3 separate regions of the Homo sapiens genome follow, and all the other regions are linked to region 1. A link is a contact called in ENCODE Hi-C or POLR2A ChIA-PET data. All regions are on one chromosome and are shown on one strand. Each heading gives the region's core, a stretch centred on a gene start or an enhancer-like site at or near the end of the contact. The rest is flanking DNA. Distances are from core to core; before and after follow the strand shown.

Evidence for each region. Hi-C counts contacts between places; a loop is a spot of excess contacts on that map. ChIA-PET counts read pairs that join two places held with the same protein, here RNA polymerase II (POLR2A). Pooled maps may share reads with other maps.
Region 2: a loop to region 1 is called in a pooled map, with 2.6 times the contacts of the local background. The contact joins two enhancer-like sites. A Hi-C loop is called at or near these places in 1 of 50 pooled maps. POLR2A ChIA-PET finds 5 or more read pairs at or near these places in 2 of 52 experiments (H1 and HEK293).
Region 3: a pooled map shows a loop between it and region 1 (2.0-fold over the local background). The contact joins two enhancer-like sites. A Hi-C loop is called at or near these places in 6 of 50 pooled maps. POLR2A ChIA-PET finds 5 or more read pairs at or near these places in 5 of 52 experiments (GM12878, OCI-LY7, PC-9 and 2 more).

The regions. Positions count from the first base shown.
Region 1 is chr6:15,297,841-15,301,192 of GRCh38, reverse strand. The region is part of intron 1 of JARID2 (jumonji and AT-rich interaction domain containing 2); the gene reads right to left. Among named protein-coding and RNA genes, the nearest start is that of JARID2-AS1, 51 kb to the right of the region's middle. Within about 2 kb of position 1,557, at least 10 of the 41 ENCODE cell types and tissues checked have a DNase peak (open chromatin) inside an H3K27ac peak, as active enhancers do.
Region 2 is chr6:15,071,848-15,075,199 of GRCh38, reverse strand. No RefSeq gene overlaps it. Among named protein-coding and RNA genes, the nearest start is that of JARID2-DT, 170 kb to the left of the region's middle. Within about 2 kb of position 1,804, at least 3 of the 41 ENCODE cell types and tissues checked have a DNase peak (open chromatin) inside an H3K27ac peak, as active enhancers do.
Region 3 is chr6:15,451,996-15,455,347 of GRCh38, reverse strand. It overlaps JARID2 (jumonji and AT-rich interaction domain containing 2), which reads right to left. Exons shown (of 18, transcript NM_004973.4): 4 at 3,173-3,342. Among named protein-coding and RNA genes, the nearest start is that of DTNBP1-AS1, 92 kb to the left of the region's middle. Within about 2 kb of position 1,572, at least 7 of the 41 ENCODE cell types and tissues checked have a DNase peak (open chromatin) inside an H3K27ac peak, as active enhancers do.

The DNA.
Region 1 (3,352 bases), core at 308-2,807:
CAGATTTTCCTCTTTATGTGGCCCTTGCTGTTCCTTTGGAATTTTTAAAGACCTGGGATTTGAGTAATTGTAGCCATTTCTGAAATAGTTATGGACAACCCAGTTACTTATACGCTGCTTTAAACATTTGCTTTTGAGTATCTGGTTTATAGAGAGACTACATTTGCAATCTTACCTAGTTCTTTCATATCCAGAACCTTCTTACCCCAGTATCATTTGCTTGCTGTCTACCAACAGTCACTCATTGATAACTACCACTGATAGAGTGTGGGTAACCTTAACCTTTTTCTGTCACCCTTCCGTCCCAGACCTAAACTTTCCAAGTAAGAATTCAACTTCTGTGCAACACCAGAGTCCTCATGGTTACTGCATCCTGTAACACCTCTAAGAATCATACATAAAGGGGGGACTGCTTGCTCCCTTTCTCCACCCCTCCTCTCTGTCTCTCTCTCTCTCTCTCTCTCTCTCTCACACACACACACACACACACACACACACACACACACACAACATGAGGACACTGGGTCTTTGCAAACAGGTTCTACTGTCCAGTAAGTGGCTAAGAAATTTCATTCATAACTCGAAACAGATAGACTCCAAAATGAGCAATCTATAATTTTAAATGTTGTCATTAGTCTCCTGGCTGCAAGCGGTTAAAGAAGGCCTTGCAAGCTCATGAATTACGGGTACAGTTTATTACTCTGAATGAGCTCACAACAAGCACAGTATCTCAGGAAGATGGGAGGGGAAGGTTTCCAGGCCCAAAAGCTTACATGGAATGCAGCTTAAATGTCACTTATCCAATTGCAGGGGAATGATCCCTTCTACTCCCATGCCCTTCTCCGCTTCCCTCCTTGTACACATGTATTGTTATACACCTTTCCTTAAAATATACATCACACCAGGCTTTGCTCATTAGCCTTAGAGGTTTTTAAGTGTTTACAAGAGAAAAGGTCCTGTGGTCAAAGAATTAAAAACAGGACAGAACACCCATCCAACCTTCACTGCGGAAAATTTTTCCAACAGATTTCTGCCTATCCCAACCCCAAATGCAGGAGATAAAGAAGCACACCCTAAATCAGAGGTTTCTTCTTACAAACACTGGGCCAATGAGAAATCATATTTTGAGCATACATGGCATTCCATGTTGGTCACTCATAGAAGAATGGGGACATTATAACCTTTTGGAGGTTGGGAGGAAACAGGCAGTTCAAGAGATATGCAGAATCCCACATCCACAGGGCCTGAGATACCAACAACACTGGCCGGACAGGACCCCCATTTTCCTAAGGGACAGTGGGTAAAGTACGAGAAAGGATGAAGCAATCATCCTCAAAGCAACCAGGTCAAACTACCAGAAAAAAATGACTCACTGCTAAATATCTTATCTCTTTCACCCACACCCAAGCCCACCCCGCTGAAGTGAGGAAACAGAGGCTGCCTGAGTAGCTTCCGGCCAAATGAGGACCGCTCTGCGAACTGCCACTGAGAACCATCTGTGTGGCGCCCAAACTCTGGTGCAGTGGCTGGAGAAAGGGAACTGAGACACAAGCCACAGGTTTTGGCAGTCTTCTTATTTCCCCCTAACTGGCCTAACTGAGCAGGAAACCAGCAGTTCTCAACGCAGGCCAACTGAGGTTCCAAATCCAACTCTACCTTCTCCAAACTATAAATTCCTTCCTACAGAAAAAGGGATGGCATCTATTTCTGACACAAAGCACAGGAGTCCTGATGAAAAGCTGGGACTCAACAAATGTTTTGGTTCCCTCTGAAACTGCCCCACCACCTCAGTATGCAAGACCTTAACTCATGATCCCAGTCATCCCTTCCTCTACCAAACACACCTCTGTTGTACACACACCTAAAATTTGAGAACCCAATGAAGATTACAAGCTACCTACTGATGCCCTCATCCTTACAAATTAGGTGGTGGCAGCAGGGACAAAAACTACACTCAACGTTCTTTACAAGACTTTGGTCCTTCTCAAAGGAGGCTCCAGAGAACCCTATGTCCAAGGGGTTGTATTCAAAATTAAGGCTCACGGGTCAGTGAAGTTTGACAAATGTCGGGTACAGATAGCCAGGTTTCTTTCCTTCAGATGTGTTCGTGTACACCATGATCCTCTTAGAACCCAAGCACCCCAAAATTATTTCACCACCAAAGCATCCTCTCTGCTCCACCCGCCCCCCACCCCCGCAAATAAAATCATTCTCAGAACACATTTAAGGATACCCAGCACTAACTTCTCTTGTTCTAGTTTGCTAGTGGATTGATTTGGGTCTTTACTGAGAGAAGGGAGTGTTTTTGTAAGTAATACATGTATAAATGTTCACTTTTAAAGATGTAAACTATACTGAGTATGGAGAGTAAAAATATGAAAGTTTATTTTCAGCAGCTCAGGGAAACTGGAAAAGGCAATTATCCTAATCCTCTGAGGTTTCAACCGTACAAATAACAGAAAGTTAACAAAACATAAGAAACTCAAGGAAATTTTTTCTTTTTTTTTTTTTTTGAGATGGAGTCTCACTCTGTTGCCCAGGCTGGAATGCAGTGGCATGATCTCAGCTCACTGCAACCTCTGCCTCCTGGGTTCAAGCAATTCTCCTGCCTCAGCCTCCCGGGTAGCTGGGACTAGAGGCATGCACCACCACACCCAGCTAATTTTTGTATTTTTCCTAGAGGCGGGGTTTCACCATGTTGGCCAGGCTGGTCTCCTGACCTCAGATAATCCATCCGCCTCTGCCTCCCAAAGTGCTGGGATTACAGGCGTGAACCACCGAGCCCGAAAAGATACCCATGGAATTCTGAGTTCTCACTGTAGCAATGAGTGCTCTTGGGAACCTTATCAGAACTGTCATTGCACTAACAACTGCTAATGAAAACTAGCAGTCATTTCTCGCGAAAATATTTTCTTCTCTTTCTAATTTGTTCTCTTTTACTATTTTGCAAGCATAGGAGAGCGGAATCCAGAAGATACTTAATAAAGCAAATTAATCAAATAAAAAGAAATGACTTAAACTACAATTCAAATGCAATTTTGACTGCATTCTGATTACACCATTTTCTATTGCTACATATCAAGAAAAAGTTGGGTAAGCTCCCTAAAATGTCTTGGCTACTATGTTTCTGCTAAAGAGCTCCTAAGAAGAGGAAAGGAAAACATACTACATTTTAAACCTGACTCAATTGTCTTAGATCTACTTGTGCATAGATTTCATTGAATAAATATAAGAGGGCATTAAGAATGTTGTAGTTTCCCAGTCTTTTTTTTTTTCTTTTTCCACTTCCTAAATTTTCTGTACTACACATATGCTGATTTTCAACAGTAAAAATAACATTTTACATTTGTAG
Region 2 (3,352 bases), core at 555-3,054, 230 kb after region 1:
GCACAGAGGGAAGACAATGTGAAAACACACAAGGAGAAGGCCGTGTGACAACAGAGACAGAGCTGGGAGCCACGTGTCACAAGCCAGGCACGGTGAAGGATGGCCAGCAACACCAGGGGGCAAGGGAAAGGCATGGAGCAGGGGTCCCCAAGCCCTGGTCCATGGCCTATTAGGAACTGGGCCACACAGCAGGAGGTGAGCGGCGGGCGGTGGAGCGAAGCTTCATCTGTATTTACAGCTGCTCCCCATGGCCCATGTTACCGCCTGAGCTCTACCTCCTGTCAGATCAGTGGCAGCACTGGGTACTCTATGAGTGTGAACCCTATTGTGAACGGTGCATGTGAGGGATCTAGGTTGCGTGTTCCTTATGAGAATCTAATGCCTGATGACCTGTCACTGTCTCTCACCCCCACCAGATGGGACCATCTAGTTGCAGGAAAACAAGCTCAGGGCTCCCACTGATTCTACATTATGATGAGTCATATAATTATTTCATTATATATTATATTACAACGTAATAATAATAGAAATAACGTGCACAATAAATGTAATGTGCTTCAATCCTCCTGAAACGACCCCCACCCTCCATCTGTGGAAAAATTATCTCCCACAAAACTGGTCGCTGGTGCCAAAAAGGTTGGGGACCGCCGGCTTAGAGCCTTCAGAACGCGAGGAGCCCTGCCGACACCTTGATTTCCGACTTCTTATTTTCAGAACTGTGATAGAATGATTTCCTATAGCTTTAAAGCACCCAGTTTTGGTACTTTGTTACAGCAGCCCTAGGAAGCTGGCACTCCAGGGTCTGAGGTTTTTCCATTGCCCTTTCGATCAGCCCGCAAACACCTCCATTGATGTAGAAAGCCAGCCAAGCCGTGTAGGCCTCAGCTCTCTTTGTTTCCCTGTTTCGGGAAGTCTGTGCACTTGGGCTCCCAGGTTCTCCCATTGAAGCCAGGCCTTCTGCTGCCAAGTTCTCAGACAAAAATGTTCAAAGGCACAAAAGAGCTTAGAAACCCGGCGGCTCCAGAGCTGTAGGAAAGCACAGCCGTCTTCCTGTTTCGGGAAAGGATAAGTGTTTCTGAATATCAAAAATCACAAGTCGTTATTTTCCCTCGTATATCATCACGTGACATTTTATTATGGGACACCCAAACTCATCACAGGTTAGTCCCATAAATTAGCATGGGGACACGGGCAGGTTTGGTACGAATTAGTGAAAATCCCAACACACTGGATGACCTGGCAGGCTCCGGCATGGAAACATCTTTGCTGTGCCTGTCAGCCACCCTCAGGCCTTGAAGGGTGGACATTAGAAAGCCACTACTGTCCCCCTGCCCCCGTCCCCCAATAATTCCAAATCACAGGGCCTAAAATAGGTATCTTTTAGGCACATAAACCTCAGCTTCTGTTTGTCATGTGTATGAACAAACCCAATAAAATATATCATGTTACCAAAGCCAGTTGTACCATGTTATTTAAACTAGTAATTAAGAGTCTTAAAGCTGGCTTTTCTACAGTCACTGAACCATCAGCATCCCCTGGCTGGTTCTAGGCAGAGAAAGCACAGTGGGGAAATTTGGACCACAGATACCTGGCATTTATCTTAGGTTAGATCATCTTTCAGAATAAGCAGAAACCTTCAGCAACCTCAAGTCTAGACTCAGCCTCTAGAAGGCCTGCTCAAAATAGCGCCTGAGGCTTTGCCTGTGGGGAATGCCCTCCCCAACTGGCATCTTCCCATTGCTGGGAGGGGTTGGTACCATTAACCCAGGAAATAAAGCTTTCTTTGTCAGCGAGCTGCCCAGTTGACTCAGACCAACCAAGGGTTTCTGCTTCCCCGTGTATTTACATTGAAAAAAGATACAGAGGCTGGGTGTGGTGGCTCATGCCTGTAATCCTAGCACTTTGGGAGGCCGAGGTGGGCAAATCACCTGAGGTCAAGAGTTCGAGACCAGCGGGGCCAACATGGTGAAACCCCGCCTCCACTAAAAACATAGAAATTAGCCAGGCATGGTGGTGCGTGCCTGTTATCACAGCTACTCTGGAGGCTGAGGCAGGAGAATTGCTGGAACCCAGGAGGCAGAGGCTGCAGTGAGCTGAGATCATGCCACTGCACTCTAGCCTAGGCAACAGAGTGAGACTCCATCTCAAAAAAAAGAAAAGAGATAGAAACTTGTGTGTAAGTAACTAATGTTTCAATTTGGGTTACTTCTGAAAGCAAAATGGTGCTAAAGATATGGCTTCTGGCTATTAAAAATGTTCTCAGGGGCTGGGCACGGTGGCTCATGCCTATAATCCTCTTAGCACTTTGGGAGGCCAAACCAAACCAGGAGAATTACCCAGTTGGCTGGGGGATGAAAATATGAACTTGACTTTGGGTAGCTTGCTTTGGGACATTCTGGTTTCATTCTGTTTTGTTTTTTTTTTTTTTTTTTTTTCCATGCATTATCTCAGTTAACCCTCACAAAAATCCTAGACTCCAGGATTATTTCTTAGGGTTCGTATGAGACAGCTTATATGTGACCTTTCTAGGGAGACTTTCTGTCACCAGCGTGCCACCAAGATCTGGGAATGAGTCTTACTGGTAGATATTAAGACACTGTGTGTGTCAGGAAACTTGCGTGATTCCCATCACAATCTCGTACTGTGGTTGGTGACTGGGTCTGCTTGTATTTTTCCCCCAGAGACACTCAGTGCCAAGGTATACAATTTGTTCTCGCTACTTTCCTTCTGATTTACCATTTGCAGCTCTGTGGGATTGAACACATTAGGTTCTTTCCAGAAAGCAGGGCATGAAAAGCTGAGAGGAAAATGGGGGAGGCCAGGAAATACCAAGTAGGACGGTGTGTTGATGGGAGCAGACAGGTGGGAAAATGTCCCATCAGTCGAGGAAAAGGGCCCAGGATAGGGATACAAGACCACCTGCCCTCCAACATCCCCATAGTGAACAGGGCTGGCCCTGTGGCCATAATGTCAGTGAGTGGAGTGCACCCAGGGCCCTGTTCAACAGAAGAAGGAGCGCAGAGAGAGATGAGCATGTTTCTTCTGGAGCAGCAGGGTCACCCTCCCGTGGTGCGTGTGCTTTGGGACAGTTCGGCACTACTTGGTCTATTTGAGCTGACTTTTTGCATATCTGCTCTAGAGTGCTCTGGCTGTCCAGGAGGGTGAGGAAAAGTATATGGAGGTGGAAGGACTGGGAAAGCATGTTACTCCCAAAGGGCCACATCTAGAAATGCTGCCTGGGCTTTGGACAGAAAATCTGTATTTGCGTGTGTGCATGTGTGTGTGTATGAGTGTGTGTGTGTGTGTATGAAAAAAGGAGTAGCTCTTCATCAATCAACCACTTGTCCTGATT
Region 3 (3,352 bases), core at 323-2,822, 150 kb before region 1:
CCTCATCTGATCACTTACATGTATCACAAAATCATCATGTGACCCATAAATATGTACAATTATTATTTGTCATTTAAAAAAAAAAATTTTAAGCCACGCAAGACCAAAGTCACAAATTAAGAGTCCCATATCACCATTGTTTTTTTTTTTTTTTTGAGACAAAGTGCCACTTAATTGCCAAGGCAGCAGTGCTGAGGCACAATCATGTCTCACTGCAGCCTCAAACTCCAGGTGTCAAGGATTCCACCGTGTCAGCCTCCACAGAGATGGACTATAGACGGCACAACCAAGCGCGGCTAGATATACCTGAATCACATTGCTGCTGATCCTTCAAAGATTCCTTTAGGGCAAATACATCCTTCTGAGTACACATCCCACTCGTTCTCCATTCCTGATCATCACACCACACTCTACCAGCCTCACAGTCTAGTGGCCATGTTCTTCTCTCTATATACAGCCAATCCAGCACAAGATTCTGTCATATTTAGTTCTCACAGCTTCCTTTCCATCTTCATACTCAACATGCAAGATCAGGAGAATCTTTCAGCCAAAATCTATGTAAAAACTAAGGCATGTTGGCTCATGCCTGTCATCCCAGCACTTTGGGAGGCCAAGATGGCATGAGAATTGCATGAGCCCAGGACTTCAAGACCAGCCTGGGGAACACAGCAAGACTCCTTCTCTACCAAAAAAAAAAAAAAAAATTGCTGGGTGTGGTTGCCTGCGCCTGTAGGTCTAGCTATTGGAGAGGTTGAGGCAGAAGGATGGCTTGAGCCCAGGAGGTCGAGGCTGCTTAGAGCCATGACTGTGCCACTGCACTCCAGAAGTGGACAACTTCTTATTTTGATATGAGACAAGACCCTGTCTCCAAAAACAAACAAAAAAGCTAATGGAGATAAACTGGTGGGAACCCCACCTACCTCGTATCTCCCTGTTTTCAAGGCTCAACAACCGACAAGGGCTACAAAATTTCTAACAAATACATTAATAACTCTCCTTTCTTATGTGTTAAGAATCACCAAGAACTATCCTATAATGTCAAAATTTCCCCCCCAACAATTCAGTCCCAAAGCCAATTAGTAAGGCAGGGCAATTGGGCAAGGAGAGGGGGTGAGGAGCAACCATATGGGGTGTCAGGGCTGAGTTTCCCATCGTGGGGGCAGCAGAGAAGCAGAGATGGGAGGTGGATTACACTGAAAAGACAGAGCAAGTAAGTATATTAAGGATTACAGGAGCCAAGTTCCTCAGGGATGAATGCACATGAACCTCCCTTAGTGTTAAATTGAAATTGGAGGTATGGCTGCTAACTCACGGATTTTAATATACACAGAACTTCGGATAGACCCTTATAAACATGCAACCTCAGTCTACTAAGAGCACCTGGGAGAAATGACATTCCCATAGTTCCCAGCATCCCTAGTGCCCAGATCTTGGCTCCTCAACAGCACTTATCCCTATAAGAAAGCAGTGCTCCTTGAAGACATGGCCAATTCCAGGACTGAGGGCGGGAAAGTACACCATGAGCCTGGAACATTTTGTTGTGCCAGAAGCAAGGCTGGAAGGATGACAGGGACATGTCAAATGGAATAAAAAGCCAGCCTGATGAGGATCCACGGATGAGGCGGTGATCTGGGACAATCTGAACATCAGAATACATAATAGGAGTAACAGATTATAACCCTTTGAATAAAATAGGAAGCCCATACGCATACAATTATGATAAAGATGATGAGAAGTATGTACTAGTTTCAAAGAATATCCTCTCTTAACACTTATACACTGCAAAGGCTGAGACGGGCAACTTTACTCCTAACAGGCCCACCACAGTCGAATGATCAGCATGAACACGAGTGTGGAAAGGGAAGGACTGAACTGTGTATCCCCACAGAGGACCCAACAACAAGGAGGAGGAATCACTTCCCTTGTGGCATTCCTGCCAAGAACACAAACCAGAATGTAATCATGAGGAAACACCAGGCACCCAAATTAAGGGACATTCTAAAAAATAATTGACCTGTAATTTTCAAGTGTTGAGGTCAAAGACAAACAATGAGGAACTCTTCCAGATTAAGCAGACTACAGACAATTAATGGCATCGCCTAATTCTGAACTGGGTCCTTTTGCTCTAAACTTGGACATTACAAAGCACCTTCAGAACAAATGTGAAACAGAGGTTTGAGGACTGCATGGGGGCCACGTATCACTGTGAACTTCTTAACTTTGACAGTTATAGGAAAATGTACTTATTTGAAGGAAAGACACACTAATGTATTGAGTGAGGGATGATGGGTGGAAACTTTTTAAGGTTAACTTAAAATCTGTCTGTAATAATAAATTATCAAAATATTTATCAAATAAAAGTGACTATGAACCTCAAGGTTTTCCCACAGATGTCCAATAGCAAAGGCCCTCTCCTTCTGCTCATTTTCTCTCAAATAACCTCACCCAAGGAACTCTCTGCATTCAGGACTTCCTAAATTTTCTATCATTCCTCCAGAAATGACTCCTTATTCTCTCAATCTTCTGTGTTCTTTCCTCACAGCTATTAGAAAACTTAGTAATAAGGAAACTGCAACAAACACTTTCACAAATAACTCTATTCAGCAGATCCCAAATCCACCTGGCCTCCGTTAACTGGTCCGAGTTGAAACATGGACCAGTATTTGCACTGTCAATTAGACTCTGAAAGTACCAGTACTGTTTTCCTTAACGTAATATAGGGCTGAGAGAACCGTAAGTCCCTCATCACCATGGCTTATTGACAGGCCTTAGGAAGCACAAAGAAAGGGGCCTTCACAGCCCCAAAGTCCTGCATCAAAAAAAAACTGCCTTACAAAACAAGTCAGCAATGTGTGTGTGTCAAGGTGGTGGTATGGTGCAGAGAAATCAAATTAGAAGTCAAAGTTAGAAACTGCATAATTGTGCATTGAGAAGCCAGGAAGTAGGGTGTTAAGAGTCATATTAAAAAGGAAATAAAACTTAACTGATGGTTCAAAAGCCACACCCAGCACACACTCTCTCGGTGGGATTTCTCACTTTCAATTCCCCCTCAACCCAGGTTGGGGACAGAAAAATGAACATGGCAGAGAGTAAAGCTAAGGTTACTCCACGTAGACCTCAGGCTTACATGTAGATTCCACGTAGACCTCCGCCGATGGTTGCAAAGTCTTACCTCGAAGGCAGAGAAAGGTAAGAAAATCTTCTGTCTTAGGCTTCCTTTTAGAGAGGTCTGATATCTGAGTAGCTGGAGGGGGTAGCAATGGCTCCACTATCTTTACTGGAGTTGTGCTGGGACTATTCGGCTGAGACTGAGCAAACTTCCTTTGTGCTTGCAGCCTGGGCCTGCAAAAGC